2 separate regions of the Homo sapiens genome follow, and region 2 is linked to region 1. A link is a loop called in an ENCODE intact Hi-C map of the cell type or tissue named here. Cell type or tissue: ascending aorta. All regions are shown on one strand.

The links. Peaks named below come from ENCODE experiments on the same cell type or tissue, not always from the same donor. Only the 100,000 strongest peaks of a DNase experiment are listed, where the experiment ranks them.
Region 2: it touches region 1 in a loop (2.7-fold over the local background); 10 of 110 quality-filtered maps call a loop at or near these places.

What each region holds. Positions count from the first base shown.
Region 1 is chr17:59,440,013-59,442,512 of GRCh38, forward strand. All of the region lies in intron 2 of LINC01476 (long intergenic non-protein coding RNA 1476), which reads right to left. It overlaps LOC124904040 (a long non-coding RNA gene), which reads left to right and starts at 661. Exons shown (of 3, transcript XR_007065867.1): 1 at 661-1,116; 2 at 1,453-1,624. RefSeq lists enhancers at 684-793, 804-863. In ascending aorta, a CTCF peak has its summit at 1,001 (motif pointing left); DNase peaks (open chromatin) are centred at 343 and 929; H3K4me3 peaks cover 790 bases; H3K27ac peaks cover 2,160 bases.
Region 2 is chr17:59,386,003-59,388,502 of GRCh38, forward strand. YPEL2 (yippee like 2) reads left to right here. Exons shown (of 5, transcript NM_001005404.4): 3 at 2,325-2,368. Among named protein-coding and RNA genes, the nearest start is that of MIR4729, 21 kb to the left of the region's middle. In ascending aorta, a CTCF peak has its summit at 1,471; a DNase peak (open chromatin) is centred at 1,525; H3K27ac peaks cover 2,500 bases.

The sequences.
Region 1 (2,500 bases):
AAGTCCCACTTCATCAGAGGCAAAGAATTCTCTCTTAGTTTCACCTCTGAAGCTAGGAAAATTAGCCTTTAACCATACTAAATAGACTTCAATAAACGTTTTTCTATTTTCTTTTTAAATAGAGACAGGGTGTCCCTATGTTACCCAGGCTTGTCTCAAACACCTGGGCTCAAGTGATCCTCCCACCTCAGCCTCCCGAAGTGTCGGAATTACAGGCATGATCCTAGCCAATAAATGTTTTTTAACTGGGAGGGACAGACCAGAAGGATAAGCCGGCACTAATGAAACCAGAAAGACACTTGGCTGGACTCCTAGCATGACACCAGCAAGAGGAAAGTCAAGGCCAGATGCCATCGCTCACACCTGTAATTCTAACACCTCGGAGGCTGAGCTGGGAAGATCTCTTGAGGCCAAGAGTTTGAGACCAGCCTGAGCAACATGGCAAGACCACCCCCCTCCCCATCTCTACAAAAAGAGTAAAAAATTAGCCAGATCTGGTGGTGCATACCTGTAGTCCCAGCTACTTAGGAGGCTGAGGTGCTTGGGCCTGGGAGTTCAAGGCTGCAGTGAGCTATGATTGCCCCACTGCACCCCAGCCTGGGTGACAGAGCAAAACCCTGTCTCAAAAAAAAAAAAATAAATAAATAAAGGAGAGTCAAGTCTCTCAGGGCCTTGGTTTACTTATCTGTAAAATGAAGGTATTGGGCTAGAAGATTCCTAGCAGCCCTAACAGGTTAACTAACAGCCAACTTGGGAGAAAGGCAAAGAGACAAGAATTCCAACGCTGGCTACTTGACAGCACAATGTGACTGGAGTCTCTTGGCTGACTTGTATTCTCTCACTGGTCTCAGCCCAAATGCTTGCCCTGATATGGTACTAAGTTATCCCTTCCTAGAAAAGTTGGTGCCTCACATCCGCCTGCCTGTTGTAGAAAGACGTGAAAAGACACGCCCTGTGCTGCCACCTAGTGGTTCCTCTTCTATCAAGGCAGGGTAGACTCTTCCTTTCTGTTCTCCATCCACCGGCTATGAGGGTCTAACAGGAGAGACTAAAAATAATGCACTTCCAGGTGCCACCGCTTTAAGGGAATCAGGGACTATGACTAAGAACTACAAGGTCTTCTAAACTTTATAATTTCCTCCGTATTGTTATTTCCTGTCTGTTTCGCTGCAGCGATTAGCAGTAAAACTCTAAAAACAAAAATGACCAAGGTTGTTTTTAAGGTCAGCAAGGAAGCAGGGAACTGGGGAGAGACAGCACCCCAGGGTTTGAGGTAAACAACACCAGGAGATGGAGTGGGTGGAAGGAGCTGAATAGCGGAAAGGAAAGAGGGTGAAGTCCTCTGGCTTGTTTGAAAAAGGAAAGAGGGGGTGGGAGGATGAAGTTGCCTTTTAGCTGGAATGAAAGTCATCATCTTAATAGCATTGTCATTCTTTCCTGTTTTGTCTTTAGATGCACAAATCTGTTTTCAAGCCTGGAAAATGAAGCAAATGTGTGGTTTTCAGCTACTGTTGCAGTTCAGGGGCCTTTGTAGCAAATGATACTCCCCTAGACTAAGGATCCGAAATACAAATGTCTATAGAAAGGCCACGCAGATATCGTACTTGGATGGAGGCAGCCAGAGGTAAGGCTGTTGGGAGTGGTGGGGACTGTGGTAAACAGGAGAGTACTCACTCCATCTAAGGAAGCAGAAACAACCAGTCCCAGGTGATTATGGGCCTAACCAAACCGTGTACCCACATTGCTAGATCTTTCACATTTTCAGGAGAAGCTGGAAACTTGGATTATTATGTGAAGTCACCTTATTTTTAAATGTTGGCGGCTAATGTTGCTTAAAAACAAACAACAGTACTCTGAGCCAAATAAAACATATCAATGAGACATATTTAGCTCAAAGGCCAACTCTTTGAAAACATGAATACAGAGCATTTTGCAATCTGGAACGCTAAAGCACTAATATGATTTTTTCAAGGCATGTGGTCTTCTTCTGAATAACAAATGACAAGGCAACAAGCAAATACCAGGTAAACTGGGGAACTGCAAAATGCTTTGTGTTACGATTTGTTAAAATTGACTATTGTGCCTAGAAATTTATATAAAGAGCTAGTTTGTTAATTTTTCATGTCCAACTGGAAAGCTCTGATATATTCTTTCAATAAATCATGAAACATTTATTGAGCACCTAATATATGCAAAGTAAAGATAAATAGGCTGGGTGCCGTGGCTCACACCTGTAATCCCAGCAGTTTAGGAGGCTGAGGCGGGAGGATTGTTTGAGCCCAGGAGTTCGAGAAGAGCCTGGGCAACTCAGGAAGACTTCATCTCTTCATCTTCATCTTACAAAAAATTTTAAAAATTAGCTGGATGTGGTGGTGCATGCCTGTAGTTCCAGCCACTTGGGAGGCTGAGGCAGGAAGACTACTTGAGCCCAGGAGGTCAAGGCTGCAGTGAGCCATGATGGTGCCGTTGCACTCTAGCCTGGATGACAGAGCAAGACCCT
Region 2 (2,500 bases), 54 kb before region 1:
TTCAATCCAGGATGCTAGTGCTAAGGCAAAGGAAAACAGGCCGGGTGCGGTGGCTCATGCCTGTAATCCCAGCACTTTGGAAAGCTGAGGCAGGCGGATTGTTTAAGCCTAGGAGTTCAAGACCAGCCTGGGCAACATGGCAAGACCCTGTCTCTATAAATTTTTTTTTTTTTAAATAGCTGGTTATGGTGGTATGCACCTGTGGTCCCAGTTACTCTGGAGGCTCAGGCAGGAGGATCGCTTGAGCCCAGAAGGTGGAGGCTACAGTGAGTCATGGTCACACCACTGCACTCCAGCCTGGGTGACAGAGTGGGACTCTCTTGGGGGAAAAAAAAAAGGAAAGAAAGAAAAAGGAAATGCAGGGAACATGAAGAGTCTAGAACATGAGTATCATTGGGTGCCTTTTTCTGGGGAGTTTAGGGAAAGCTTAATGAAAGAGGGGAGCTGAGCTGAGGCTTATTGGGTCAGGTGGAAGAGCCTCCCCATCAGAGGGAACTTCATGGGCAAAGTTAGTGCAATGCAACTTCCAGGAATTGCCTGTGGTTTGGCCTGACTGGAGTGAAGGACATAATGGGGAGGTAGCAAGAGAAGAGGCAGGAGAGGTGGCATGGCCAGGTCATGAAGCCCTGGAGTGGTGTTTGTGCTCCAGGATTGAACAGTGTGGCCAGGTCTAGACCTGTGTCGCTGGGACATTGTCTTATCCAAACACTCAGCATGGACTTCCAGGTTCCAGGTTTTGAGGCTTTGACACTCATAGCTGCTCAGTTGTAGCCTGGAAGCTGCTATATTCCCCAGGGATGTTTCAAGACCCCAAAAAGGAGAGAATTGGTTTGGGTCTGGGCACCAGCTGGGGAATATCTGCCTGCCCCTTGCAGATGCACCTGGGAGTGAAGGTGTCTGGTGTATTTGAATGTTGGAGGCAACCAACAATCCAGCTGCCCCAGAGGCAGTTTTTCCACAAGTAAAGAAGTTTGTTGGCTGGGTGTGGTGGCTCACACCTGTAATCCCAGTACTTTGGGAGGCCGAGGCGGGTGGATCACCAAGGTCAGGAGTTGAAGACCAGTCTGGCCAACATGGTGAAACCCTGTCTCTACTAAAAATACAAAAATTAGCCGGGTGTTGTGGTGCACACCTGTGGTCCCAGCTACTCAGGAGGCGGAGGCAGGACACTCGCTTGAACTCAGGAGATGGAGGTGCAGTGAGCCAAGATCGCGCAACTGCACTCTGGTCTGGATGACAGAGCAAGACTCCATCTAAAAAAAAAAAAAAAAAAAAAAAGAATTTTGTCTTTCACACTGGCTGGCAGCACTGATCCCTGACGTCCTGCACATCTGACAAAAATGATTGTCTCGCGTGCTGATCTGAGTCCTATCTGGTGCTCACCTACCCTCTGGTCATCTGTTAGCCACTCATCTCCTTGTTTGTTGGTTGGTTTTCAGAGCAGACTAAGATACTAAATTCAGGACACTGTTGTTAGACCACATTAAAAATGCAGGCGGCAGTGCAGAACATGGCTGGCTCATGTCAGGCCGACTTCTCAGTGTAACCAGAGAAGGAAAACATGGACAGGGCCCGTGTTAATGGAAGCAGACGCCAGATTGCATGGCAGGCTCTGGCTCCTGTTTCTCCTGTTCCCTGCCGCCCTCCAGCCAAAAGAAAGAAACTAATATGTAAGCTAGAGGTTAAAGTGGAATTGCTGCTTCATGAGCATTTCTGTGATGCAGAGATCAAGTTGCTTACATCTCAAAAGAGCTCCTGTGCTCCCATTTAGGATTGTAAACTGTCATGGCACTTAGGATCTTCTAGAAGGCATGACAAGCGATAAGTGTGGGTTGGATAGTTTTTTCTTGGGTCAGGGATTTTTTTGCTGCCTTTGGTAGAGCTGGACCAAGAGGCCAAGCGAAGGAGCTTGTGGTGGTTTCCATGCCTGGGCCAGCCTGGGAAAGCTGTGGCCAGCACAGATGGCTGAAATCAGGTGGGACCAGGAAACGCCAATGCGGATTAATGATCTCAGGTGAATTAATTACATCAGGCAATGTCAGGAGGGAAGAAGTTTTTAATGACATAGTGGTTTTGGGTTTTTTTCATTTTCTCACCTGGGCTAGTGAAAACAGTCCGGTGGGCCAGATCGAGCTTTGTGGCTCTGTTAATTCCGCCCTCTTCTCCGCCCCCACACCATCTGCCAGCGGGACCGTTAACTGGCTCAGTACTCCCTTTTGCTGTGTCAGTCCTGGAAGGTCATGCTTAACTGTGATTGGGGTTGGTTTCCCAAACAGATAGGTGAAATGGATGTCTAACTATCGATTTGTTTTCTTGCATTTCAGTCATTCCAAGGAAGTCAAGGACGAGCATACCTCTTTAACTCAGTGTGAGTGCCTCTGAATGGTACATTCCTTGTGGGGTACAGATTCGAGGGATGGGAAAAAGCAATCCTTGGTGATAATTAAACAATGAACCCTGCCCTGTCTGCCACAGTAAAACTCTGTGGAGCATTACTGTC